Linked DNA regions of Homo sapiens: region 1 is linked to region 2. The links are chromatin loops, found by intact Hi-C in ENCODE. Cell type or tissue: GM12878. All regions are shown on one strand. Each heading gives the region's core, and the rest is flanking DNA. Links, peaks and the distances in the headings are about the cores only.

What was found. Hi-C counts contacts between places; a loop is a spot of excess contacts. Peaks named below come from ENCODE experiments on the same cell type or tissue, not always from the same donor. Only the 100,000 strongest peaks of a DNase experiment are listed, where the experiment ranks them.
Region 1: it touches region 2 in a loop (1.9-fold over the local background); 2 of 110 quality-filtered maps call a loop at or near these places.

What each region holds. Positions count from the first base shown.
Region 1 is chr4:69,116,369-69,131,634 of GRCh38, reverse strand. It overlaps the pseudogene SPOPLP1. Among named protein-coding and RNA genes, the nearest start is that of UGT2B7, 28 kb to the right of the region's middle. In GM12878, for the core only: no CTCF peak of the experiment used is centred there; a DNase peak (open chromatin) is centred at 5,380.
Region 2 is chr4:69,051,281-69,066,546 of GRCh38, reverse strand. LOC105377265 (a long non-coding RNA gene) reads left to right here and starts at 5,292. Exons shown (of 5, transcript XR_001741714.2): 1 at 5,292-8,230; 2 at 9,771-9,878. It also overlaps a transcript of UGT2B7 not described here. RefSeq lists silencers at 11,451-11,500, 11,849-12,049. In GM12878, for the core only: a CTCF peak has its summit at 5,767; DNase peaks (open chromatin) are centred at 8,466 and 9,357; H3K4me3 peaks cover 1,025 bases; H3K27ac peaks cover 896 bases.

The DNA.
Region 1 (15,266 bases), core at 4,805-12,804, 63 kb before region 2:
TTGACTGTGTATAATAAAATGCCAACTGTTGTAGCTTATTATATTTTTCCGCAGGACTGGAACATAAATGAAAAAAAGTAAGATTTTATTTTTGAGTTTTTAAATAATAAATGGTGAATCAGAAATTTTCTGTTGTACTATATTTATCCTGATTAGCTGTTGCCTAATTTTTCAAAATATATTCTTCAGAGTCTTACCAAGAATGTTATTCTGGACTACCCACTTGTACAGCCGAGTAATTGTACTAAGGTATCTGAATTCCTGTCATCAAATTTCCATAGATCCATATAGATGAGGGAGCCTACCGATGAGAATACATGGACACATAGATGGCAACAAACACACTGGGACCTTTCAGAGAGTGGAGGGTTTGAGGAGGGAGAGGATCAAGAAAAAATAACTAATGGGTACTTGGCTTAATACCTGGGTGATGAAATAATCTGTACAACAAACCCCCAACACACAAGTTGACCTATATAACAAACCTGCGCTTGTACCCCTGAACTTAAAAATTAAAAAAAAATAAAAAGAAAGAACCTTGTTTTATGAGTCAAATTCAAATTAGAGCATGTCTGTTAGAATTCTAAAAAGGGACCAGGCACGGTGGCCCACGCCTATAATTCCAGCACTTTGGGAGGCCGAGGCGGGTGGATCATGAGGTAAGGAGTTCAAGACCAGCCTGGCCAAGATTGTGAAACCCTGTCTTTAATAAAAATATAAAAAAATTAGCCGGGCATGGTGGCGGGCGCCAGTAATCCCAGCTAGTTGGGCGGATGAGGCAGAGAACTGCTTGAACCCAGGAGGCAGAGGTTGCAGTGAGCGGAGATCGTGCCACTGCACTCCAGCCTGGGTGACAGAGAGAGACTCCGCGTCAAAAAAAAAAAAAAAAAAAAAAAGAGAAAAAAGAAAAGGAAAGGAAGAAAAAAAATTCTAAAAAGATGGAGATTACCTACTTAAATGCTTTCCATATAGTTGATAAAGAAATGAGGACGAGGCAGGTTAAGTAATGAGAACTACTAGAAGACTGAAGTGAACAGAACAACTACATTTCCTTGACTTGATTTTATATTAAATCAGATTAAATAAAATCATGATGTTTTATACATAGTGACTTAGATATTGAGATAATAAATGAAAAATTGAAATATTTAGGCAATCATTAGGCAGACATAATCCCAGTGTAAAGAAGAGTAACAAATTACTAATGGTCAACACCTTTTTTATTAATGCATTTACTACATTCATTTTCATCTTCCAAATATAATGTTAAGCTTTTCATTTCTAAAGCTAAGAAATGGGAGTAAAAGTACTTACATTCACTTGTTTCATAAGTTACATTCTCATATCTGATGATTTACAAAGAAAGCAAATCTATCAATCATCTATGTATAAGAAATATATTAATCTGCTTAAAAAGCACATATAATTTTTTTCTGATTATAAATTATTAAGCACTGTTTCCAAGAAAAAAATTCAAATGACATTTATCACATATATCCAGAATAATATCACATTTGCTACCATTGGAAATTATTTAAATGTAGAAAAGACTGATTGTCAGTTCATTAATAATAGGGCTGTTGAAAATATTCCAAAATCGCGATGATGCTAAATTTCATTCTGCTGGCTCTTAACTCTTCAATGGCACAATCCAAAGCATTGACAGCAGTGGTTTATATGGTCTGCTATAGCTAAGCCATGTAGTACATGCCTAGTACCAACATGTGGTACTGATGTTGGAATTACCAAGCAAACTTCATAAACTAGAGTATAATCTAGCAATCAAGCAATCTTCATAAACTAGAGTATAATCTACAAGTTTTAACATCTACTTGCTATCTGATTTTTAAAGGTAACTACACATTTGCATCAAAAAATTAGTATAGGTGATTATAAGAATGCTATACAGGATATAAAACTAAAAATTGCTTTATAAATATTAAAATATCAAAGTTGTGTTGTACATGTTAGAAAGCTGGTTATTACTATATTGTATGGTGGAAGAAGCATCTGAACCTCTCTCCCTGCCTGGTTTCCTTCTGCACTGTATGCGATGCTCTTTTAGTTTAGCAGTTCTTAGATGGCTTGTGAACAGAGGGCTTTCTGTATCTGGGGTTATTTCCTTGGTGTATCAGAAGAATGGGATTGTCTTGGGCTTGAAGAATGAGTGCAAGGTTTTATTGAGTAGAAGTAGTTCTCAGCACATGGGGGAGCCAGAAAGGGGACGGTTTTCCCCTGGAGTCAGGCTTCTCTCCAATCACTCCAGCAAAACTCCACGTTGTTCTGCCAGTTGATGACCTGCCTGCATGCTCACCTGGACGTCCTCTTGACGTCCAGCTGTTTGTTTCTTCTTCCGCTAATCCACTCCTCTTGACGTCCAGCCACTTGTGTGCTTGCCTTCTAGAGTCTCAGGGTTTTTTATAGGTACATGATGGGGGCACGGCAGGGCAGTGTGGTCTTGGGAAATGCAACATTTGGGCATAAGAGCGGGAGTGCCTGTCCTCACCTAGGTCCCTGGGCACATGTCAAGGGTGGAGCTCTTGCCAGGGACCCACTCTTCTCCTCCCTGCAGTTCCCTGCCTCTCTTCCATATCACTTTATTTGTCCTCCTCCTCCTCCTCCTCCTCTTCCTCCACCTCCTCCTCCTCCTTCTTCAGGACAGGGTCGCATTGTGTTTCTGAAGTTGGAATGTAGTGGTGCAATCATAACTCACTTCAACCTCAAATTACTGGGCTCAATCAATCCTCCTGCCTCAGATTCCTGAGTAACTAACACTATAGGCATTACACCACCATGTCCTGCTATTTTTTTTTTTTTTTTTTTAAGAAATGGGCTGTCTCTAAGTCATCTAGTTTAGTATCAAACTCTTGGGCTCAAGGGATTCTCCCACTTAGGCCTCACAAAGTGCTGGTATTATAGGCATGAGCCACTGTGACTCGCCTTGACTCCTGCTTATATCCCCCTTCTTTCTCAGATGGGAGGTAGCATCAATATACATGTTAGAAGCAAAGTCCTTTGGGGGCACATTTTATACTGCACAGGATCTACCTTAGATCCCCCTCCTTTCTGTTACTTCTTTCTTTCAGACATTGGCAAAGTCCAGTCTTAAGGCAGTTTGGTTTTTCCATTTCTCTAAATCTACCTGGCTGAGTGGGTACTTAGACTCATGAAGGTGAGCCTTCAGTCTCCATTCTCTGAATATCCCTCTGAACAACATACTGAATAGGACTATTTCAAAATTAAGGGAGGTAAAAAGGCCCAGATTACATGGGAAGCCTAAACTCCATGATATATTTCAGATTTTTTTCAATACGTACTTCTTGTTATTGTGCTAGTAAAGTTACCCATTAATACATAACTCCTTTATGATAACATTCGTAGTGTGAACCCCTCAGTAATCCTGTAAACAAAAGTACTAAATGACAGGGTAGAATTTGTTGATATCTGTCACCTGCCTCCAATATCATGATAATACCAAAATGTCACACTGCACCTCTTCATTACCATTCTTTTTTGTTCTTATAAATTCAAGTTATCATTTGGTGTCATTATTTTTTTCAAATTATAAATTGCTTATAACTATTCATATTAAGCAGAATTTCTGTATCATCCATAATGTTAGTACAGTAACTGAAACACAAAGAAGAAATAAGAGGTGGATGGGAATGCTCTTGGTGTGTGAACTGATATGCTCTAAGGTTTCTCTCTTTTTGTATGCGTCTCCCACAGGCAAGTATCAGTTCTCTCTCTCTCTTTTTTTTTTTTTAAGATGAAATTTCACTCTTGTTGCCCAGGCTGGGGTCCAATGGTGCAGACTGGGCTCACTGCAACCTCTGCCCTCTGCCTCCCAGGTTCAAGCAAGTCTCTTGCCTCAGCCTCCTACGTAGCTGGGATTACAGGCATCCACCACCATGCCTGAGTAATTTTTTGTATTTTTAGTAGAGACTGGGTTTCTCCATGTTGGCAAGACTGGTCTCAAACTGCTGAACTCAGGTGATCCACCCGCCTCGGCCTTCAGTTCAGTTTTTGAAGGAGAGTAGACTATCCAAGATTCATTTATTATTAGGTGTATTTTCCAAAGTGTGAAAAAACAGGAGTAAATTCAATAATGAGTATTTGCAATCCAAAACCATTTAATACAATCAAGAATATCTTATCTATTATCATAAACATCCCAGTTGCCTCCTTCTAAAAATTTCTTTCAAATATTAAGACACAATTATTCTACCTTATTAATTCTCTCAAAAGCAAAAATAAATATGTACCATTCAGCATACAAAAGTTACACAGTAAAAGTCAAAGTGTATATATATATATATATATATATATATATATATATATATATATATATATATGGTTGTTAATTGGCCCACTCATTAAATTTACATTTGGTCATCCTTACTCTTAACATGTATATATAAATGTAGGTCACTACAAATTAGAAAAAAATACTTCCACACAATACATGCTTTCTTCATGATATCTTAACCTCATTCAGTTCTCAATCATTGCAAACTTTGATAAACCCACAGTTTGTTGGACAGTTAACATACAAGGCAAACATCACAAATTTCACTAAAAATCTGGGCCAACTCATTGTTTATTTGCCCCCTGAAATGAAAAATAAATTAGAATTGAAGCAGTGTATTGCCGTAACTTACTTTGAAGGTAAATGGGTTCTCCCATATATACAGAACTTAGATTGAAGACCTTGCTGGTAAACTTCAATACAAGGGCTTTTAAAGAGAATTTAATCTTAAACCTTGAGACAGCATAGGACAAACCCTATAAAATTCACTTTCTTTTTCAAAATAAAAAATCCTTTTGAAACTTAATATCTTCAGTTATCAATAGTACTACATTATAAAGCTAGTTTATACAATCCTGCATAGCATTGGTCAAAATGATAAGTCACAATAAAAAAAAATTAAAGCGTTTTACAAACAAGTGAAGTCATTGAAAATAATTTAAGGCCTTGAAGTGAATTAATCAGTCTAACTTAAAGCTGAAGAATAAACCATTAATTATCCATCTGAAATGCAAGCAATATGATTTTTTAGCTTCTGTTCTGTGGACCAAATAACAGAAACAACTCTTCCTTATGGTTTATGGTTTATTTTTAGAATCCTTCTAGACTTGAATGACTAAAAGTCAATTCCATTTTTCAACTGTTCACGGAAGATTTAGGACTGTTTTAGCCGTGTGTGTGGAATGCCAAACTGTGGACACTGTGCAGATGCTAGTGCTCAGAAGGCTTCTGCTGCTAAGTAAGGGTGAGACTGAATCATGGACTTCCACCTTGATGTTTCCATTACATTGGTTGCTTGGTTGCTGTTTCAGTTTTTCTAATCTTTACACCCAAGTTGTTGAAGTACACTGCACCTATTAATAATGTCTATGGCTTTTGCTTTCAACTGTTTTGCAACATGAAAATCTGCAAGGACAAGGGTATCAGCAACATTTTCTACTGAGGGATTACTACACAAAGCTTCCTCACACAAGACCTTCAGCTGTTCCCAGTGCATGTTTGTCTGCACCTGCCAACAAGTTGTCAGCCATTTTGTCAAGGTTTAATCCTTTCACTGTGTTAAGGAATCTCACCATTTCTTTAAAAACATCAGGGTCTAAATCATTTATTTCCACTCAATTCTTTATGCTTTCTTCCATTTCATGTTCAAACATGGCATTAAAAACTAGGGATTCAGGTACAAGCAGATTTATGAGCTTTAAATTCTTGTCCTCTCACTAAAAAACTGCAGTCTATAAATCTTGTGTTTTCCCAGAGATTACCTCAGTCTTCTCCTAGTCGACCCTCAGGCATCTTGAAAGTATTTGTATTAGTATGTCCTGATTTGTTTACTGAATCTTGGATCACACTCATCTTGTAAAATAATGTAAGCTTGTCATCTGGTCAAAGACTATTAGCTTCGTCAAGCAAAAGGTCTCTTCTAATGAATTTTTAAAAATCCCAGCCCTTCCCTTGCACAAATTGATATGCTCTTTTGCTTTCCATTGCTTTTGTTTCTTCCCTTTTAGCATTCAGAAGGGAACATTTGAATTTTGCTCACACTTCACTTTTGGGGCATCTGACTAAAAGCAAATATAAGGACCAAGTAGTCTTTACTTTCATTATCTAATGCTTTTGGGTTTACCCTCAGACACCATTTCATTTTGTCATTTGGGCCAGGTGAAAATTTGGAACTTTTTAACGCCTCACCCATTTCCTCTTGACAAAAACTGAAGTTATTAATTGTCTATGTGTTCAACATTTTACTATTTTGATCTGTGTATAACACTAGCTTTCTACTATGGGACAAGAAGACTTATCTCTAGTTAGAGGTGGGGCAGGTTCCTGAGACATTACCAGTTTATTGCATTCTTTTAGGATTTATGTAATACCCTACAGAGTTGAGTACCTTACCTTAGATATCTCAGAGCATTAGTGTTTGATTTTCCCCAGGAGCATGGTTCAGAAGGGCCACCCTCATGTATTCTCAATGCCTGGACTTGCCCTGGCTGCATCAGCTGTGAGAAGCTGAGGCTGTGCTGGAGGCAGCAGGGTTAATGGCGGCAAGTCCCTGTGGAGGCACCTTCACCAACCCACATTCCTCCTCCCCTGCCCTCTATCCTTCCCTATCTCTCTCTCCTCTTGGTGTCATTCCTTACTGCAATAGAGTTTTGCATCCACATACCTCCTTACTGCTGTTATTGACAAATATATTACATATGTATAAGTTAAATGTTCAGCATTACAAATACGTGTATATGCTTTACACACTTGCTTCTTAAATTTATTAAGAAAGTTGAATAAATATGAATTTATATTATCTGTTAAAATTACATAATTATTCAGGTGTACTTTTTTATTATGTGGAGTTGCACTGCTTTCTGTGTTTATTTACTTTTAGCCTGGAAAACTTTCTTTAGAATTTATTGTGAGACAGATTAGTTAGCAATAACTTCCTGTTTTTGTTTGTTTAGAAATGTATTTATTTCACCATTAATTTTTAAAGATGATTTTGTAGTATAAAGAAATTTTGGTTGGCAGTTTTTTCTTTCATTACTTTGAATATGGCATAGCACTGCCTTAGGGGCAGCATTTTTTCTGATGAGTAGTCAGCTATTAATGTTACCTGAGTTCCCTTATATATGGTTACTTGTTTTTGTTTTTATGCCTTATAATTTTCTTCCTTTAGTTTTCAACCTATTATTATTGCGTCTCTGTTTGGATCTTTTTGTGTTTACTCTAAACTAAGGATTTATAGAACCTCTGAAATTTGTAAATTAGTGTTTTTAAGATAGTTTATGGGACGTTTTGGGGCATTATTTTTGAATATTTTCCAGTGAATCTTTCCCTTCTTCATGTGGTACTCCTACTTTGCATATGTTAGTGTGCTTAAGTGTGTCCCAAAAGTCTATAAGGCTCTGTTTATTTCTCTTCATTCTTTGTTTCCCTGTTCTTTGGATTATATAATCTCTATTGATCTCTCTTCAGCATTTTTTGGCCCTTATTTTTCTTCCTCAAATATGAAACAGAATCCTGCTTGTGCATTGTCTATTTCTGTTATTATATTTTCATTTCAGTATGTTCACTTGGTTCTTTGAAAAATATATAACTTCTATTTATTTCTATATATTCTCGATTGAATGTGACATTGTCATTATACCTTAATTTTCAGCTTTATATGTGATTTCCTTTAGGTCTTTGAGTATATTTATAATGTGTAATTTAAAGTTTTGCCTACTAAATCTACAACTCATCTTTTTTTTTTTTTTTTTTTTTTTTGACAGAGTCTCACTCTATTGCCCAGGCTGGAGTGCTGTGGTATGATCTTGACTCACTGCAATCTCCACCTCCCGGGTTCAAGCAATTCTCCTGTCCCAGCATGCCAAGTAGCTGGGATTATAGGCATGCACCACCAGGCCTGGATAATTTTGTATTTTTAGTAGACGAGGTTTCACCATGTTGGCCAAGCTGGTCTTGAACTCCTGACCTCAGGCCATCCTCCCAACTTGACCTCCCCAAGTGCTGGAATTACAGGTGTGAGCCTCTGCATCCAACCCAACTCATCCCTTTCACAGGCATATTTTATTGCTTATTTTCCCCATATAGCGGTCCCATTTTCCTATTTCTTTATACACCTGTTAAAATTTGTTAAACCCTCAATATTTTAGATAATATATTATAGTTACTCTGGAAATTATACCCCCATCTTCTTTTAATTCTAATTGTTAACTTGTTTGGTGAGGAGATGGATTATTTTAATGAAGTCTCTTTACCTTGCAGTGTTATTTCCTTGGTGTTTCTACTCAGAAAGTGCACCCTTGGTCATTTTCACAAACCCTTGAATAACAGTGGTTTTAATAGGAACACTCTTTGACTCTTTTCTGTTTTTTTGTTTGTTTGTTTGTTTTACATGCTCAGTCTACCTCTTAATCTTCACAAATTATTAGCTGATTGATCTTTTTCTTTTGGTGTTGCCCTTAGGGCATAAATTACTTCATAGTCTGATCTAATAGCATTTAGGCACTTTTGCCTTGATAGATTCTGAGGCATTTCAGGGTGATATGAACACAGGAAACACTGTTCTTTTTCTATCTTTATCTTTTTTTTCTGATTAATTAGCTTTTTTATGGTCTCATTTGCATTACTCATGAAATTACCAACTTCTTTAACTGTTACCAAAAAACCCTTCATATTTTGACAACATGCTTAGGCTTGAATTTCCTTCACATTCTTTCATATAAAGTGAGTTACTCTCATGAAAGCTTTAGAACTCTTTGTTTAATGGTCTGCCTCTTTCCTTGGGAAAAAAGTATCATCAACCTTTGCTCCAGAGCTAGGGGCACTTGCAGGGGCACACTTCTGTTTGTGCCACTAAGAGTAAGGTGCTAGCCTATAGTCTTAATTTGCTTCTTCTCTCATGGAACCTCCATCCTATAAAAGAACTACGGTAATGACTATTTGGTACTCGTTCTTAGTATGCTGTGTCTGAGTAAAACTGTGTTTTGACAATGGCTAAATGAAAGAAGTGAAACTTTTTTCGCCTCTCTTGCCAGAAATTTAGCCTCTGTAACACATAGATGAGGTGTCTGTGTGTGAAAAATTTAAGAAGCTTATTCCCTCCCAAAAAGATAATATAGCCCTCTTGTAGTAGTTTCACAGAGGGTTAGTCCAGTGGTCTTGTCTCCGCCAGCTTGCAGTAAAATTTCTGTCGCACTGAGGGAGGGTAGGCTAGCAAACAAGTCATTGTTTAATGCCACAAGCTCTTGCTGTTTTAAACAACCCTTAGTGTGTTCCTTAATAAATGTTTATTTGCTGCTTGTTTTGAGGGCAATTCCCAGTATATTGTTAAATTTGTTAATTAATTTTATTTTTTAAACCCTTTCTCTGTTTGCCCAGATAATACTTGCTGGCAGTACTTGCAGATGCAGCATTTACCTCGAGATAATTTTGTCACAAAATATCTAGCTTTTATTATTATTTTTTCATTGATTTAGCATACCAACTTTGGAAACAGAAAAAACACATTCAATATTTAGCATTCTATTGTATGAGTGCTATTTCCATTTACAAAATATAGACATTTTCGATCGTTGAAGATGTCAAATCCTGGAAAATATAGCAGGATGTTAACGTTGTTCTCGAGAAGTTGTTGGCTGAAGATTAATTTGATAAATTCAGTTTTTCTAAAATAGATGATTCAGATGATTCTGATGTTAGCTCTGTTTAGAAATAACTCCAAGAAGAGTTTTTATAATGTATGTTCACACTGAAAATGAGTCAGATTTGTTTCAGCCTCAAAGAGTGTATTTATGTAAAATTAGATGAGTGCTGGCTGTGAGTTGCACTATTTTTTTTTTTTTCCTAAACTGGAAAATGGTGAGGAGATGTGGTTTCACAAATTTTCCCAGGCTGGCCTTGAACTCCTGGGCTCAAGTAATCCTCCTTCCTCAGCCTCCTGAGTAGCTGGGAATATAGGTGCATGCCACTGCAGTCAACTTCTCCTAATATCATTAAGTAGTTGTCTCTAAAAACAATTCTCACTATTTATTCTTGTTACATTTTGGAGCTGATTCATTTTATGCTACCAATCTCGAATTGGCTAGGGACATGTTTTCTTCTAAAATGTCTGTCTACCTTCATGTCATAAGTTTGTTCTGCCTCAGCATTCGTTTTTAGGCTTAACATGAGTTGTTTAAGACCTAGTCATAGCTTGTCACTTTTGGCTTTGTTATAACTTCCCTTCCTTGTGTAGTTGTTTGAGATAGAGTCTACTTGTTTCTCACCCTAATGACCCAGAAATGCAATATATCACAGAGGTGATGACCATGATATAACCTATTGATCAATACCAGAGTCATATAATAATTTTCCCCTTCATGTGTATTCCCTTAATCCAGCCATTCTTCTACTCCTGCAGAGAAGCCTAGGAAATAATATCCATGGTCCTTAATAAAAGCTCTCCCACGGGGTTCCCCCTTCCACTTCCAGACAGCTGATTGAGCTCTCTGCCACCTCTGGACTTTCTGTCAGTTTCTTATCATCATCCCTAACGTCACTTAGGAACTATGAGTAATACATTTCTTCTATTTTATGCATTTTGTTCTTCCTTTCTCATTTCAATATATTTTACCTGACTCATATATCTGAAACTCATTTCCTCACCTCCATCAGAGCTTTCCAGGATCTTGGTTTATGGCCATTCTCAAGAAAGAGACTTCAATATAAAATTGGAAAGAACTCATAACAATATAAATCACAACACCTCTGAATATGTTTAATAACAGAGCAATTAGAAACAAAAGTTTAATTTTATACATCATAGAATTACTATTTAGAAACAAATAGGACATGTTAGAAGTAAGAAAAAATAAAACACTTTGTTGAAGTTATATACCTATTTGGATTTTTTTAAAAGCATTACCCAATAGGCTATAGAATGATGCCAACACATAATGCCAGGTTGCAAGGCATGGAGAATGGGAGAATGTGACATGACTGTCTAATGGGTATAAAGCTCCCTTTTGAAGTGAAAAAATTACTTTGGATCTAGATAGTAGTGGTACTGGCAAATGTGCTAAACGCCAATGAATAATGCACATTAAATGGTTTAATTGTATAATTTTGTGGTGTAAAATTCCTATATCAATTATTCTTTAAATAAACAAGTGGCTGACCAGATTTGACCAAGAGACCATAGTTTGTCAGCCCTTGGTTTATGCTACAAATTTAATTCCCATATGCTTGAAATAGTAAATGCTGTCATTTTAATCATTTACATTAGAAACATGGCATGTTTTGAAACTATAATATATTATGCAATTATATGAACACTAAAATTATTATTGTGGAATTTTTTTATTTGTCTAATCAGAGTATTGCAAATTTTATTTTGCTGTACACACAATTGTTAGTGCTTTGCAATATTAATGACTTCGTTCTTTCAGCAACCCCATGATATTGATAATGCGATGACAACTATTGCCATTTCATTGGTGAGGGAGCTGAGGCAAATGAAGTCTCCGTAATTTGTTGAACCCCACGTCATCATATAGTGGTTTCTAAGACTTGAATCAAGGCCATCTGGATCCAGAGTGCGAGCTCTTAACCACCATGTTATGTTGACTCTCTTACTCTGGGTGCAGATATTTTCAAAGTGTAGTATCACAGTTTCCCACTCATGTAGTTATATATTAATTGTAATTTTATTATAAATTTATAATTTAAAATATGTGGAATAGTTATTCCAGGTATGTATCACTGCATAACAAACAGTTTCCAAATGTGGGGCCTTAAAACAACTGTAATCATTTTATTGTCACCTCTCAGAGTCTCTGTGTTAGGTGGGCTCAGTTGTGTGTTCCTTCCACAGAGTTTCTTAGGTAGCTACTTTTCTATGGTGCCTGGGTCTATAATTATCTGAAGATCATTCACTTACATACTTAGTGATTTATGTTGAAAGTCTCAGAGTGCTAGTGGGCTACCAGGATTTCTTAGGCATATATTTATGTCTCTACAAAATTGTCATTTGTTATGGGGACTACAGATTGAGTTGTTGAGTAATAGTGAGAGAAAAAAAGACAAGAAAAGAAGAAACAGAAAGAGAGAAAGAGAAACAGAGAGAGAACATGCTGTGTTTCCACCAGAGCTTTGAATGTTTAGTTGCATTATTTCCATTACATTCTTTGTGTTGAGACAGCTACAAAGTTTGCCAAACTTCAAAGGGAGGGGATATTACTTGATAGGAAAATTGTCAATGGATTTATAGTCATGTCTCAAAATAACAACAAATATAATCTTCCTGAGAAGGCAGAAGTTATTAAACTATTGTATGATTCATAAAATATTAAAAATAGTTAAAGAAAAAATATTAAAATTACATGAATTTAGATTTCTACAATTATTGCAATTTTTAAACATTGTATCGTATTTATTCATACATTTTTTAAAAATAGAACAAATGTCCTAAAAACAAGCTACAAGTGGATAAAAGAGCTGATATATGAGAAACATTATCAAGTTTTTGAATGACACTAGCGAATTAATAATATGATATTACATTTTGGAACTTCCTGTCTTGAATTAATGTGTTTATTCCACAAATTAAATTTTAAATCTCATAATTAATACATGAAAATGTTGTGTAAAGTTAAACATTGCAGATTTGTATAGAATAAAAATTTAAATTCTCATCCTTGGAATTACACGTATTTTTCGAGATTCTTTCTTCTTTGTACTAGCTTACATATATTTTATTACAAAAAATACTTATTTGTTTTTCTGGAAACTACTTTTTCTGTTTCGTAATGTGATAATCAGCCTGTTCTCTGCAATGGCTACATTCAAACATTTGTTGGAGGTACACGTGTTCATTGACTGAAAGCCATTTAAGTGCTGGAGAAATTTAGTTCATTCATGTGCTTATATGCAAGGATTTCTGCATGACAGATCTCTATATATAAAACTTCAGTTTCAAATGGCATATTTACATTTTATTTGAGTGTTATTTCAAATTATACTCCCTCAAAAATAGATTTCTCAGGTTTTTATGGGGTGCAAATCTTCTCTATGGCATTAATTTGTTGGTATTAATTCTATTTTTGTGAGCGTCAGTAGCTTTTTAGTCTTTTATATCTTATTGGCCATTTTTACTTTGTATTGCTTCTTCATATTTTCATCAATTTTTTATTAGATTGTCTGTTTTGGTTGGTGATTTGTAGTTCTCACTGAACAATGGATACCAATCTTTTGTTATGTGTGTTATAGGATAGGTTTTATGTGAATTAATTCAGGTTTATAAGCATAAGACAACATTATTAATCTTTGACACTATATAAGTTCTGTTTTTCTTTATATCTGTATTAATTCCTGGATGAATTGTATGAAATTTTCTATAATTTCTCTATCTTGTCAATGTTTTAGTGTGTATGTGTTTATATATTACATGATTTATCTATGTGTATAAAATTATAAATATACATATATATTTGTTTTTAATCAAACCTTACCCTGGAGAATATTTTTTGTGAGAATTGGTTAATGGTAAGAACTTTTAGTGACAAAGACAAGTAGATTTCTGTCAATCTGGACTAGTTTGATCATAAAGTGCTTCCCTGATGTGTAGATTAAAGGAGATTTATGACTTGATTTATCTATTTTCCACAAAATTTATAAACTTTTTTTATGCTTTGTATATATTTTTAACATGCTAAAAATTTATATGTCCATATTATATTTATAGGAGGGATGAATCAAAAGGCTTTGTGGAAAATAAAAAAAAATGATTATAGTTATGTAGAATAATAATAATTATTTCAAGCTGTCTTCAAAATACACATTGAATTTCACAACATATCCATTAGCTAGTTAATTGATGCTGTGTCTTGTTTTAAAAGAAATGGACATGTATATGTACATGTATGTTGAGCAAGATTGAAAATTCACTAAGTCCCTTTAAAGTGCAATTTCTATATTATCACAACCTAAAATTAAGGACTTACAATTGTTATTAAAGGTCAAAAATGATAATAAAACCCATATGAAACTTAGGATTGTTTTTTCTCATTCTGCTAAGAATGATGATGATATTTTAATGAGAATTGAATTGGATTTATATATTTCTTTTGGCAATATGCTCATTTTCACAAAATTGATTCTACCCATCCATGAGCATGGGCTGTATTTCCATTTGTTTCTGTCATCTATGACTTTTTTGAGCAAAATTTTGTATTTTTCTTTGTAGAGACCTTTCACATTCTTGGTTAGGTATATTTCTAAGGTTTTTTTTTTTTTTTTTTTTTTTTTGCAGCTATTGTGAAAATGGATGAGTTGTTATTTGATTCTCAGCTTTGAACCCCGCATAGCCAAAGCAAGACTAAGAAAAAGAACAAATCTGGGGGCATCACATTGTAATGCCTAAGGTTCTTGCCTAGCCACACCAAAAACTGGTGCGGCAGCTGACCACGGCAAGTGATAGAGACCCGGACCGAGAATGAGCAGTAGGTTTTATCGAGCAGAACAAGAGTACAAAGCTTCCAGAGTGTGGAAGGGGTCCCGAAAGTGTAGGCAGAGTTGGATTATACGATTGCCTTTTAAACTCTTTAAGGTAAGAAATATGTGCAGCGGGTAGATGTTACCAGATGAGAAACAAAGACAATTAACTCTTTGTAACATGTCTTAGATCTTGAGGAAAACCAGAATTGCAACTTAGGTTTTATCTACTTTATGACCTTGCAGCTGTATGGCAAAGGAGACAGGATCTTATGGGACTTTACAAAGGATGTTTACAAGGAACTGGAATTAGGAGTATAGATAAGGCCCACTGGTTACAGAAAAACAGGCAGTTAACATTTCTTTCACTTTAGTTTTCGGGAATGGGGAAGGGAGAGAGGAAGAGAGGACACAGGGAAACTTACAGCAAAATTTTCATTGTTTATAGCTTTCTTGGGGAAGAAAACACATGCACAAATCCTGGTGTTAGGAATATTTTAAGCATTTATCTTCAATATTATTCATCCAGGATCGAAGTAAGTCCTCCTGCAGTAAATGAGTGAGTTTCACAGCTTTCTGAGTCCATACTTGACCCAGGAAGCCCAGCTGGCACCTCCTCTCTACATTACCCATCATGTTAAAAGGCATATTCAAAGTTACCAAAACAACATGGTATCGGTATAAAAGCAGGCATGTAGATCAATGGAACAGAATAGAGAATCCAGAAATAAAGCCAAATACTTACAGCTAACTGATCTTTGACAAAGCAAAC
Region 2 (15,266 bases), core at 2,631-10,630:
GTTGAACCATTTTCATCCTCATATGCTGTTACCAAAGTTTTCAATATTTGATCCTCAGAGTCTTACCGAGAAGGTCATTCTGGACTACCCACTATATAGGTGAATATTGGTACTAAGGTATCTGATTTCCTGTCATCAAATTTCCATAGAACTATATAGACAAGGGAGCCTAATGATGAGAACACGTGGACACATAGAGGGCAACAACACACACTGAGGCTTTTTAGAGGGTGGAGGGAGGAGAAGAAAAAATCACTAATGGGTATTAGGCTTAACACCTGTGTGATGAAATAATCTGTAAAACAAACCCCCATGACACAAGTTTACATATGCAACAAACCGGAACATGTACGCCTGAACTTAAAAGTTTTAAAAAAGTATGTACCTTGTTCTATGAGTGAAATTGAAATGATAGCATATCTGTTAGAATTCTAAAAACATTGAGATCACCTAGTCAAATGCCTTCCCTATGGCTAATAAGGAAATGAGGACAAGTTAAGTAATGAGAACTATTAGAAGACTGAAGTAAATGGAACAACTATATTTTCTTGACTAATTTTTATATTGTCAAGTTAAATACAATCATGATGTTTCATACATAGTGACTTAGAAAATTGTGATAATAAATTAAAAGTTCAAATATTTAAGTAATTGTTAGGCAGACATAATTCTAGTATAAAGAAGATTAAAAAATTACTAATGATCTACACATTTTTATTAATGTATTTACTACATACACATTCATCTCACAAATTTAATATTACATTTTTCATTTACAAAACAATCAAATGGGAGTGAGTTTACTTATATTCATTTGTTCCATAAGTTAGAGTCTGATATCTGACAATTTACTAAAAAAGCAAATCTATGCCATCATCTATGTATGAGAAATACACTAATCTACTTAGAAAGTACATATAATTTGTTTCTGATTTACAAATTATTAAGTGCTTCTTCCAAGAAAAAATTTTAAGTGATATTTTTCACATATATCGAGAATATTAGCACATTTACTACCACTGGAAATGATTTATATGTAAAAATAGTGATTGACAGTTTATAAATCATAGGGCTGTTGAAAAACTTCCAAAATTGTGATGATGCTAAATTTTGTTCTGTTGGCTGTTAACTCTTTGATGGTACACTCTAAAGCCTTGACAGATTCTGTCTACCTTAAGGGCAGGATTTGATCCCCCTTCTTTATATTACATCTTCCTATCAGATATTGGCCAAATCCAGTCCACCAAGGCAGTTTGGTTTTTCTATTTCTCTAAATCTACATGGCTAAGTGGGTACCTAGACTGAGGGTGGGTGAGTTTGGGCTTCCTTTTTTCTAAATAGCCCTCTGAAAAATACACTGAATAGACCTATTTCAAAATTAGGGTAAGTAAAGAGCCCCAGATTACATGGAAAGCCTAAACTCCATGATACATTTCAATTTTTTTTTCGATACCTACTTATTGTGCTAGTGAAGTAACTCATAAAGTATAACTCCTTTCTGATAACATTTGTAGTGTGTACAGTGCACTTAGGAATCCTGTAAATAATAGAATTGAATGGCAGGGCAGAATTTGGTGATATCTGTTACCTGCCACCACTATCATAATAATACCAAAATGCCATATTGCACCTCCTAATTATGTATTTTTTTCTAATCACAACGTTAACGGCAAAATATTACCAATCAGCAACACTCTTTGTGCTGTTTTATCATCTGTCCTGTATATTGTTTATAAATTGACATCTTTTTGCAGGAATCAGGAGTACCAGAGAGAGACCTTGGGGTGTATACAGGAGGATATCTTTATTGAGTGCACTCAGACTCAGCTGACTTAACATCCAGAGATTGGGCCCCAACAAAGACAGCACTTGACTTTCATACACACTTTCCAAAAGGGGTGGGCTAACTTGATGTAGGCTTACAGTGGCATGAAAGCAGAGATACAGAGGGAGAACAATTAATCAAATTGTGATAGTTCATAACTCGGGATTACACATGACTGTTGCTTTGCAACCTAGATGTCTGTTATCTAGGTTTTGCTCAAAAGAGCCTTGCACTGGTTTGCCTTATAACCTTCACTAGGTGCCCAGACAGCTGTAGTTCAGGCCTTCTCAGGCGTCTCATGACCTTCGCAGTACCTTTTAGACAAAACAGAATACTTGAAGTTACTAGTTACAGAGAACAAGAATCTATAAAGTCATACCATAAAACAAAGGAAAATTTGTTTTTCTTCTCCCTATGTTGAAGGAGTTTTGGGAGGGTCTACAGACCACATTTTTTTGGTGCATCTCCTGGCTTTTTAGACAGTAGTATCAGGACTTTCCCTGGGTCTGGGCTGCACCCGTTGCTGCGTCTGGGACAAGTTAGCCTAATACAGGAAAGCTTATTTCTCTTTTTAATTTTGTTTTTCTTTCTTTCTTTCTTTCTTTCTTTTTCTTTCTTTCTTTCTCTTTCTTTCTTTCTTTCTTTCTTTCTTTCTTTCTTTCTTTCTTTCTTTCTTTCTTTCTTTCTTTCTTTCTTTCTTTCCCATCTCATCTTCCCCTTTGATGCCTCCTGTAAATGGAATTCAATAGAAGGCATCACTATCATTTAATTCCTCATTACAAGTCAGTTCTTCTCTGTTTGGTACGGGTTGATACTTGTTTAGAGCCATCAGTGGAGTGGAGGTGGTTCTGTTAACGATGGATTCTGTGATTGATTGGATGTTTCTGATGAGGAGGCCTAAGAGGCAAGGGAACATTAAGCAACCTTTTAATATAGCCAACACTACCCCTACTGTTTTAAAACCACCAAAGGATGAAAACCAACCTCCTAAGAGGGAATCTGGAGACCATCTGGGTTCCAGGTCTGAACTGGGACATGAGCTATCTTCCACATCCTGGCAGCTATTTCTATGATGGCTTTCCTGTTATCATTAATTTCTAGGCAGCAATTCATCAGGCTCAACTTTCCACATAATCCTTCTTTTTGGGCTAGGAGGCAGTCTGAAGCCAGTCTATTCTAATAGATGGTGATCCTTATTTCTGTGGCTTGCTGGGCCAGCAAGTCTAACATATTTGCTGTCTCATTAGTGATGATTTCAAGTACCACCTGCAACCTTATGATGTGATTAAGCATGTAAATAGGGGTACAGTACCCCCTGACCTATCTTGTGCCCAGGTACCTATAGTATGTATGGTATAATAAAGTCTTAATTACTGTGTTTCTTTTTTTTTTTTTTTTTTTTTGAGACGGAGTCTCGCTCTGTCGCCCAGGCTGGAGTACAGTGGCACGATCTCGGCTCACTGCAAGCTCCGCCTTCCGGGTTCACGCCATTCTCCTGCCTCAGCCTCCCAAGTAGCTGGGACTACAGGCGCCCGCCACTACGCCCGGCTAATTTTTTGTATTTTTAGTAGAGACGGGGTTTCACCGTTTTAGCCGGGATGGTCTCGATCTCCTGACCTCGTGATCCGCCCGCCTCGGCCTCCCAAAGTGCTGGGATTACAGGCGTGAGCAATTACTGTGTTTCTTATCCATGTAGTGTGCATGCAGTGACGGCATCCTAATACGGGTCCTCCTTCTAGCATAGATATGGGGATCAGCACAAACAAAGCAAACAGTAGCATTCTTACAGCCAGCATGAACAGTAAAGGCATTTAGGGGGTTGGTTAAACAATAGCACAAGAGCAATATAATGAATAATACAAAGAAGATTACTGGGCCTAAGATTTCTGGCCACATTTATTCATCTGATGACGATTCTTCAAGCTTCGGCCGTGCATAGACTAGTCAGTTCTTGGTGTGACTAGAGCAGGGCTTGCTATTTTCTCAAGCTTCCACCATGCATAGACTGGTCATCTTCCAGAGTGACCAGAGCAGTGCTGTTGTCATCTCCACTGGCAATGTGGTCTCATTGCAGGATCATTCGGGTCAGATGGTCTATGTCCTGCTGGTTGGTCCACTGGTCCTGGGCTGATAATTTCAGCTGACTGTGGTGGATCCAAGGCACGATACCTGCAATTTTAACAACAGTGGGAGTGGACAAGATCACAATATGGGGCCCGTCCCATATGGGGCTCAGAATAGTTGGAGTCTATTTCTTAACCTAAACAAAGTCTTCAGGTTTGAAAGGGTGTACTGGGTCTGCCAGACTTATAGGCATTCTTTCCTGCGCTTAGCCATATACTTTTTGCATGGCCATATCTAAAGCCTGCATTTGCCTTCTTAAAGTTAGTTTTTGTAGCTCACGGAGATTACCTTTAATCTGACTTATGATTGGGGGTGGCTGGCTGAACAAAATCTCATTGGGCAAATACCCAGTGTGGTTTGTTTTGTGGGGGTGCACCTGACTTGGAGAAAGACCATGGGCAAGACCTGGTCCCACCTCAGATGAGTTTCCTGACAAAATTTCTTCAGCAGCTGCTTGAGTATCTGGTTCATGTGCTCCATCTTTACTGAGCACTGAGGCTGGTAGACTGGATGCAACTTCCATTTTATTTTTAACAGTCGAGTTAAGTCCTGAACGATTTCAGCCACAAATGCCAGTCCATTATCTGAACCCAAAGTTAGGGGCAGTCCAAATCTGGGAATAATGTCTCTTAACAATACCTTCATCAACTCTCATGCCTTCTCTGTCCTGACGGAGAAGGCCATGACCCATCCTGAAAAGGTACAGACAAGCACCAAAATGTACCTATAGACCCCTGCTTGGGGCAATTCGGAGAAGTCCATAAGCAGGTTTTCACAGGGCATAGCTCCTTTTTCCTGAATTCCCGGGGGCTGAGTGGGCCCTTTTCAGGGGTTGTTTTGGGCACAAGTTAAACGCTGTTTACAAATGGCTCAAGTAATAGCGGTGAGCCATTGCACATAGAAATGACACCCTAATCATGTCTCTAGCACCGTTTTTCTCATGTGAGTTCCTTGGAACTGTTTTGCAAATCTGGGGGCCAAGATTTCAGGTATGGCTAGCCTCCCATTGGAGAATTTCCACCATCTTCCTTCAACGTAATTCCCATTTTCCTGGGCAAATCAAGCCCTTTTATTTGGAGTGTAGCTTGGGGTCCCTGGAAGGGGAATCTCCAGGAGGAGAGGCATAGCTAAGGCTTCTTCTTTAGAATAGAAGGTGGAGTTGCCATTGCAGCTTGCTTTGCCTCTTTGTCTGCCTTTCTGTTTCCTTTAGCCTCTAATGTTCCTGCCTTTTGCCTACAGTGCATTACTGCTACCTGTTTGGGGGCCCATACCACATCCAGGAGCCGTAGAATTTCTTCATTACACTTTATTTCTTTACCTCCAGGAGTTAAGAGTCTTTTTTCTTTGTAAATAGCCCCATGAACATGCAAAGTGGCAAAAGCATATTTAGAGTCTGTGTAAATATTTGCCTTCTGGTCTTTTGCTAGCCAGAGAGCTCTTATAAGACCTATCAGCTTTGCTTTCTGAGAGGCAGTTCCTGTAGACAAAGACTGTGCCTCTACTGCTGAGTCCAAAGTCACCACTGCATACCCAGTTTGGTGGACTCCCTCTAGTATGAAGCTGCTCCCATCAGTAAAATATTCAATGTCCAGGTCTCCGAGGGGCCGATCTGTCAGATCTCTCTGGCTTGAGAACACTTCATCTACCACATCCACTCAGCAATGAAGGGGGCTTCCTGGCACTGATTCAATGGGGAGCAAGGTAGCTGGGTTTAGGGTACTCACAGTCTCTAAAGTTACACAGGGATTATCACATAGGAGCCCTTGGTATTGAGTTATTCTCGGATTCGAAAACCAATGGTGCCCCCTTTGGTCCATCAAAGTTATAACTGAGTGCAGTAGCTGGATTGTCACTTGCTGTCCTAAAGTCAGCTTATTAGCTTCCTGTGCCAGCCGAGCAGTGATAGCTAGTGTCTTAAAACAAAGACTCCATCCAGGTGCCACAGAATTCAATTGCCTGGATAGGTATGCCACCGGGTGATGCCACAATCCTATGGCTTGAGTTAGAACTCTTACGGCCATTCCCTTTTGCTCATGGACATATAAAAAGAAAGGCTTAGTTAGATCTGGCAGTCCTAAAGTTGGGGCCTGAGTCAAGGCTTCTTTGATTTCCTTAAAGGCCTTCTCCTGGTCAGCCTCCCAGAGGAGGAGCTCCTTTTTCCCCTCTTTGTGGCTTCATATAATGGCTTAGCCATGAGCGAGAAATTTGGGATCCAGATGCAGCAGGACCCTGCTGGCCCTAGGAACTCTCTTGTCACCGGGTGGTTGGAGTAGGAAGTGTACAAATGGTCTGCTTCTGTTCACTACCAAGCCATCTTTTCCTTTGGCTTATATAGAAGCCTAAATACTGGTCACTTTCAGAGCAGATTTGAGACTTGTTCCCTGACACTTTATATCCTGCCTTCCATAGCAAGTGCAGGAGGTCTTGGGTCCCCTCGAAGCAGTCCTCTCAGGTCGGGGCTGCTAGAAGAAGATCATCAATGTACTGGAGCAAGACACAGTCACTGTTTGGTGGGGTGTATGCTTTAAGGTCTGAGGCCTGTGCCTCTTCAAAGATTGTAGGAGAGTTTTTAAATCCTTGTGGGAGTCTTGTCCAAGTGTACTGTGATTTACCCCATTGAAAAGCAAAAATAGGCTCATTAATTGGTGCAAGCCAGAGACGGAAAAATGTATCCTTTAAATCTAGGACTGTAAATCAAGTGGCACTTGCTGGAATATGTCCCATTAAAGTATATGGGTTTGGCACCACTGGGTGGATGGTCACCGTGGCCTAGTTTTCCACACACAAATTCTGTACTGGTCTATATTCACCAGACGGCTTCCGCACTGGCAAGAGAGGGGTGTTCCATGGTGACTGGCATTTGACTATGATTCCATGTTTATGAAGACTCTAAATATTTGCGGACACCCAGTATGGCCTCAGGGAGTAGCAGGTACTGTTGGACCTGAACTGGATTTTAACTCTACCACCACTGGTGCCTGACTTACAGCCAGTCCAGGTGGGTTACTATCAGCCCAAACTCTGGGAATTTTAGTAAGCAACCCAGGCATTTCATTTACTCTTGGTTCCAGAGTCTTTTTTGCATATAGCCTCTATTCTTCAGCCTATGGTACAGTACGGGTTAACATCATAGCCTCCGGGTGAGGTAGATTTAAAGTTACATTCCCTTGTGGCCCAAATGTAATCTGTACCTGCAGTTTTTGAAGTAGGTCTCTTCCCAGCAAAGGAACAGAACCATTTGGGATGAGAATTCAGGTTGGACTTCTCATCCTCCTATAACACACCTCTTTGACCAACCGATGGGCCTCTTTTCAGAGACTCCAGTGGCTCCCACAATAGTTGCACAGTTCTTGGATAGTGGCCCTATAGGTTGGGTCACTACTGAGTGTTTAGCTCTGGTGTCTACCATAAAGTCCATTAGCTGGCCTCTAACTTCCAATCTGGCCATGGGCTTCTCAGGGCCCAAAGAGAAGCAGCCTGGTCTGTCCTAGTCCTCATATCCTTCAGCCCCTGCCAGTCTGATCAGATCAGTGCCTGGTTTCTCCTGGGTGTGGCAGCCCCTGGCTGGTGGCCTTCCTGTACGATGGCCCTGACCCTTCTCCTTATTATTATTCTCTGGACACTCATCCTTCCAGTGTCCTTGTCTTTTGCACTGTGCACACTGATCTCTTTCCAACCTGGGCCTGCTCTCAAATCCCTGTCCATACTGGCTTCTTCCATGCCCACTTCCATGCCCACATCACGCCACCTTGCAAAGCCAGCTTCCCTCCCTGTGAGAGCTGCTGCCAGCCAATCAGCCTTTTTCTTAAGCCTTTGATTAGCCTCTGTCTTTGCCTCCTGATCTCCGTTAATGTACAACTTGTGGCCACTTCAATAAACTGAATAGCATTCATGCCTGCAAAACCTTCCATTTTCTGCAATTTTTGCCTGATATCCCCCTGGGCCTGCTCTACAAATGCCGTGTTCAGCATGTGCTGGCCTCACTAAGTCTTTTATAAAACTGGCTGGGGCTTTCATATGCACCCTGAAGCACCTATGAGATTTTTCCCTATATTGATTGCCTTTCTCCCGCCTTCCCTTAAACTTTGCAGGAGTGCCTTTTGGTATCTGGGCAGCTGCTGTAGTTGGGCTGCCTCATTTGGGTCCTAGTCGGGGTCCTCTTGTTTCCCAGAAAGGCATTTGCATAGCCCAAACATGACCTGACTGGAGACAAGTTTGCTTTATTTTCCTAGCATTTCACCTTAACTTCCTGGAGTGAGGGCTCAGATTTTTCCATCTCAGGTGAGACTGGGGCATGTATCCCTTTGAGCTTGACTCCTCAGAGGCAGTAACTCTGGGTAAAGGTGGGTAGATTGGAGCATATGGAGGAAGGGTCTCTTCCCTCCAGTGGTTCTTGCAAAACTGGGTTTTCCTGTGGCTTTCTTTTTGTCTCTGTGTTTGCCAGAGAAGATTTCACTTTCAGCTCAGCTCAGGCTACAAGCTCCTGTGACTTTCCCTTTAACTCTGTTTTCACTTTGTCTTTGTAGCTGCCAGCACAGCTGATTACTCTCGGCTTGAACTGCGAGCATTCTGCAATAAGCTGCTAAACAGGGCTGCATTCAGCCATGAGTTAATATAAGGAAATTTGGTCTGAATGCCCTGACTGTCCTCTGACTCCGGTCACCACCTTAAACACAGGGCCAATTGTGTCCCTATCTATAAGTACATTTGGCCAGCCAGCCAACACCAAAAGAGGGCTATTCTAATTCACAGAGAGCTCTCAGCATTCAGTGGGTTAACTTGACTCCCTAACCACCACCCCCTCCACCACAAAGCCTTTCTTAAAGTTCTTTAACATGAATTCCAATGGGGTGGGTTTTGAGGATTTTCCTCCCATTTCCTGCCAGTTACAACACAGCACATTCACCTTTCCTTTCATTTTAGACCAGTCGGACCCGGTTGTTCCTACACTTTGCTCAGATAGATGCTGGGATTGTTTCAAGGTCTGAGCTTTTGTAATAGTGCTGTTATGAATATGGATGTGCAAATATCCCTTTGAGATCCTGATTTTAATTCTTATGGATAAATATCCAGAAGAGGGATTGCTGCATCATATGGTAATCTTACGTTAAATATTTTGAGAAACCTCCATACTGTTTTCAGTAGTGTCAATTTTTTAAACAAACCTCATCACTCAGTTCCTTTGGAAGGAGGTATGTGCCACAAGATACATTTCCTCTATTATTAATGCACAGTCATGCAAGTGTGCGTGTGTGTGTGTGTAGCAGGACAAGCCACAGGCAAAACTTCTCAGACACCGAGTTGTAGAAGGAAGGGCTTTATTCAGCTGGGAGCATCAGCAAGCTACTGCCTTAAAATCTGAGCTCCCCAAATACACAATTTCTGTCCCTTTTAAGGGCTCACAACACTGAAGATTTCACATGAAAAGTTCATGATTGATTTGAGCAAGCAGGTGGTGCATGACAGGGGCTGCACGCACTGGTGGTCAGAGAGAAACAGAACAGGGCAGGGAGTTTCACCATGTTCTTCTATACAATGTCTGGAATTTATGAATAACATCAGTTTCTAAGTCATGAGTTGATTTTTAACTACTAGGTTTAAGCCAGGCAGGCCCAGGGCTGGTTTTGGGCATGGTGCTGGGCTGCCTGTCTTTGATTTCACTTATTTGTTTTTTTCTTAAAACAGGTACTGAGGATAAAACAATATAAAATAATATGAGAGGGTCTTTCTCTTCCTTCATTCCCCCCTTTTGAGACTCTCACTTTTTATTAGCGGGAGTTCTCACTCTTATTTTTGTTACTTATGTCTTTTTGTGCAACAGATTGATAGTGATTTATATAGTACACTTGTGCTGAAGCACTTTGGTGAACTAAGGTAGCGATGAAGCTTTTTATCATTTGAAGAAGTACAGGTAGGAAACAAAGGAGCGGTAAGTAGGTTCTTAATTACTATTATTACTCTTATTATAAGAGTTTTAAATCTTCCTATTGCTGGGAACTAATTTTTAAACATGGCTTCCAGATTGTGTCCGTGCCACACTTGCATGGGTACATGTGCCAGTTTTGTTATGTCTTTAACTATATCCTCAACTACTTGTCCTTGATCATCTATGTGTAGACAACAATTAGTAAGGTTAAATTTTCTACAAACTTTTCTTTCAGCTGCTAGCAAGTAGTCGAGAACTAGTCTATTTTGATAGATCGCATTTCTCATCAGAGTCTCTTGACGGGCAAGAACAGTCAAGGCTTGATCGGTTTTATTAGTAATAATTTCTAAAACAGCTTGTAACCGTATGATTCGGTTGAGCATTTAGATGGGGGTCTAGTATCTTCATGAGCCATCTTGTGCCCAAGTGGCAGGTCCATAGTATTGTATGATTTTTTCAGGGGGCCATTTATTATCTTTTTAATCACCTATGGCTGTGCTTCCTTTTTTGTGGGAAGCATAGACTGGGAAGCCTAGAAGTTTACCTGTTTTTATGGGCAGTAAGAAGAAAGAAGGCTTAATGGTGCCAATTGCACAGCTACCTCTCCACTGATCAGGCAGCTTAGCATAAGCTCTGTGTCTACATATCTAGTATAACCTGGTGGGGACCATCCAGTCCTGGTAGAATTCTGGGTGGGCCTAAACAGTATGCAACTTTGGAAATTTACTGAATGGATTTCTTTCTGTGTAATTGGAACTCCACCATGTAACTGTTTTTGTGGTACTATTATAGAGCTTTTGTCTAAGACAGCTAAGCTGCCTTACAGGATGAGCGAATCCTTTTCTTTCTTTAGATATGCAATACTGTCTAATAATTGAGACTTTTAGAACCTAGAGATGATCAGGGTGATTCTTTTGGTCTGGGAATTCATCAGGAACTGGGTCTTTAGGAACTAATTCTGGGGCTTCCCATGGCCATTGATCTCCTGTTACGGTTTTTCCACAAACATAACGTGAAGTGACTTGTAGAGACTGGGCTATGTGTTCGGCTAATTGCAAAAACAAATTTTTAGTTTTTCCTGGAATCTCGGGTACTGGCACATTTAGTTCATCATAGAAAGTCTGAAATACTGGTTCTGGATAGTGTTCTTGAACTTCTTCTTTTATTAGGATGCTTACACTAGGATCTAGTCTTTTTCTGTTAATGTCTAATGTTACATATTTTTCTTTATTTTACTTTGGGTCTGAGGGGTTTGTGATTATCAATTTTAAAAGGTTGCAGCTCCTACTCATGCAGGAGGGGAGGGGCTGACCTTTTTTTTTTTTTGGAGTCAAACAGGATCCTTTTTATCTTTTTTTAAGTAGTCTAAATGACACAAGACCAGTATTAACACATCTCACAAAAATATGATTCTTGACAGATATACTTATTTTTTTACTGTGTAACTAGTTTTTCAATTTAGAGAACCACATCTTATCTCATGCTGCTTACTATTAATAGCAGCACAAGTGCCAAATTTTAAGATTACGTTTTTGGGGACCTTTCTTTTTTTTTTTTTTTTTTTTTTTTTTTTAGCTATTACTTTACTTCTGTCACTTAGAAAAGGATCAGTCCTTAATCATGGGAGGCTTACAGTGAGTCATAACACGCATCAGGCTGGTCACTTCCTGGATTACATACTTTGTACTGAGTGTTATTGTACAAACAAGTTCCTTTTGGAGTTCCTAGGCATTCATAATAACTATAAAATAATAGGACTGTAGCAATCTTTTTTCCTACCTCAGTGACTTGATGTATATACTGGGAACAGCCCTCAGTCTGAGGAAGTTCAGCTGAAGTCCTTAATGTACAAGTCCAAATTTTAAGGAAAATGAGTCCTGCGATGAGTTTCCTCATGCTTCAGCCGTGCGTGGACCAGTCAGCTTCTGGGTGTGACTGGAGCAGGGCTTGTAGTCTTCTTCAGAGTCACTTTGCAGGGGTTGGTGACGCTGCTCCTATCTACATACAACTCCTAGTCTACTGATGGTTAAGGATTGTCTCGGAGGTTGGGCCTACTAGAATAAACTGAGTCCAGCACCTCTAAACAGTTATGTTTAACTAGGCTCTCTGATACCAGGAGTAAGGTGGCAGGGTTAGGGTGTTGCAAACTTCAATGGTTATGTGGGGATTTTCACAGAGCAAGCTTTGGTATCTACTTAGTGTAACATTTATTAGCTAATGGTGTCCTTTAGTATTTATTAAAATCACCACAGCATGGGGAGACTTTATGTTTAGGTTTTGTCTAAGAGTTAGCTTATCTGCTTCTTGTGGTAACAGGGCCATTGCTGCCAGGGCCCTTGGACATGGGGGCCAGCCTTTGGAAACCCTGTCTTTTTGTTTTGAGAGATAGGCCACTGGCCTTGGCCAGTGCCCCACAGTCTGAGTTAAAACTCCAACTGCCATTTTTTTCTTTTCTGACACACAGACTTCACAGAGTCAGGTCAGGTAACCTCAGGGCTGGGGCCGACATGAGTTTTTTTTTTTTTAACTCATGAAAAGCTCTTTGCTGTTGGTTGTAATAGATGTAGTTTATCTAATCTACATTTTTATTCACTGTCATCTACCAAAATATTGACTTAAATCCTGTAGCTATTTGATTTCAAGCTTTAAATTGATCTGGTATTCCTTGCGGGGCTCTAATTGCATCTAAATAGATATGAGAGTTGGAAGACCTATAAGGGGCTTCTCTCGCTTTATGATATCTTATTATTTTCTTTTCTTCCTCTGGTTGATGAAATGCCAGGATGAAAGGGATAGCCAAATGGACTAAAGCACAAGTGCCACTCTACTTATTCAGCAGAGTACCTAGTAAAGGTCCACCACAATACCACCACACATCTGCTCGGGGATGAACAACGGCTGACTGATTGATAACCTTTCGAAAATTCTTAAGCTCACTGCATCCTTTCAGGTCTCTAAGGAATGCTGTCTCCTCCCTGCTGTGAGAGACACGAAGTGAACTTAGTGTTGGGAGATGGAAGCTGGATGGCCCTCGGAGGCTGACCCACAGGGACTTCAGGATATAGCAGAGAGAGCTTGGCATGACTTATTACTCCAGGCTGTAGAATCCTGGAAAAGAGTTACCATGCAGCCTACGCCTGGTCAACTGGAGGACCACTGTAGTGGAAAGGGGACAATTAGGGCCTCTGGCCTGCCATGTGCACAAGCATAACAATTGCTTTTGTTTAACGTGCAGATGGAATATTTGATCTATTTCAACCAGGCATTTGCATCTTGGTATGCTGTCTTAATTGCCAAAGTTTTTTTTAAGTCTTTAACTTCTGTGATCTTCTAGTAAAATGAATGTTTCCTTTAGCACCAATTTGTATTAGTTTTTAGACCAAAGAAAGCTAAACACCATTTCATATTTAATAATGCTTCTTGTATGATTTTTATACCAGATAAGCTAAATTTTACCTTTATATTAGTATGCTATTAATATTAAACTTAATTTTAATAAAACCTTGAAGACATATTTATCTAATTTTTCATGTTTGACCATAAGGTAAGATTTTATAGACTCTTTTTAACCTTTTATAATTTTTGTTAAAGAGCAGGTTGATGCTTTAAGAAAAAAAACCTGTTGCATTTTTACTTTTATGTCTAGTTCGCAGAAAAACTGGATGATATCTTTTTAACTTTAGCTAATATGTTTACACACAGACTTTTCTTTACAATTAATGTTTTAAAACTTGCTTAAACTTTTAAAACAATAATTTTTTTAACCTTTTAATGTAGGTAAAAATCCACATTTTTATGCCTCCTTATAATCTTTTTACCAAAGGTATGTTTTACTTTTTTATACACTTTGCACATAAACTGTTTCTTCAATAGTACTCAAGAGGCCAAATTACTTTTAAATTATAAAACCTTTTTGCATAAATTTTTATAACTTTTTTTCACGACTTCCACTGACAATTCTTCAACATGTCTCAACTTTTTGACTTATTACAAACATTTTTTTCTTGAAACAACCAATTTATTTCAGAACAAGAATTTACCATATAACACTCTTTTTACGTAAATTTTGCCTCCCCTTCTTTTTTTTTTTTTTTTTTTTTTTGAAGATAACCATTTCTTTTTTTTTAAGCAAACTTTTTTGATGTCTTTGGACTAGACTGTCTAAGGCCACAAGATTAGAATTTACCATAATATGTGTTACACTGTTAACTTTTAGCAAACTTCACTTTTGTTGAAAACCTTGTAAGTTTGGGATTTCAATTATCCTTTGCTATTAATAAGACCTTGTTTAGTCTAAATTAACTTAGAATTGGTATAGATGGCCTTTTTTTTCTCTCTGCTGGTCTTTCCTTGCCTCTGCCAGCTGCTTATGCTGCTGTTCTCTTAACTACTGTTGGGGGGGAAGGGGTCTAAAGACAGCTGTAACTGTCTATGTATGGAAACTGGTCTTGGTGCCTTGGTTTACAGGTTACTTTGTGTCATACCTTTGAAACAAGGGACCTGTCCAGGCTTCCTTCTGATGTCCAACCTACCTCTAATGCTGGCCAGTCTATTTCACACAAAGCTCTAAGTTTTCCTGGAGTCATAGTGACTCCATAGTCTCCATTAAATCCTTTCTTGAAATTCTTTAACATAGTTCTCAGTGGGGTGGGCTTACTTTGCACCTGATCCATGTTTTTTCGAGGCAAAACACCACGCTCACACCACACACACACCACAAAACAAAGAACAGGTAAAAGGGCACACACACACTTTTGCAGTTTATACCAAACCAAAATCAAAACCAAAATCAGCATACCCAGAAATTCAAGCCAGGCCAAAAACCGAAACCAAAGTATCCAGCAATTCAAGTCAAGTCAAAACCAGAACAAAGGTGCCAATAAGGGCACACCTTGGGTTGATCAGGCCACGCTTCCACTTAGGTGGAGTGGGGCAAGTTCAAAAGACTAGTCCTACCAAGTCAAGCCGAGTCAAAACCAGAACAAAGGTGCCAATACAGGCACACCGTGGGTGATCAGGCCACACTTCCACTCAGGTGGAGTGGGGCAAGTTCCAAAGACTAGTCTTACCAAATTTTAGATGTCTGGACTCCAAGTGCCAGTTCCTTCCTGGTGTTCAGCCACTGTGTTAATCCTCTGCGAGGGCCTGCTACCTGCTTCTCTGGTGAGGGATTCCACCGGGGCAATTTCCTACCCAGGAGGGCTCTTTGGATCATGTCACTCAGGCTGGCTGGAGTCCCCCACAGGGGCACTCCACAAGGCAGGCTTAAGTTGCCTAAGGGGCTGCCTCAGCTGTCTGTCAGTCACGTTGCTTCCCGGTCAGGGAGCCAAGAAATGTAACAGGAGGAGCCGCAGACAAAACTCAAGACACCGAGTTGTAGAAAGAAGGGAC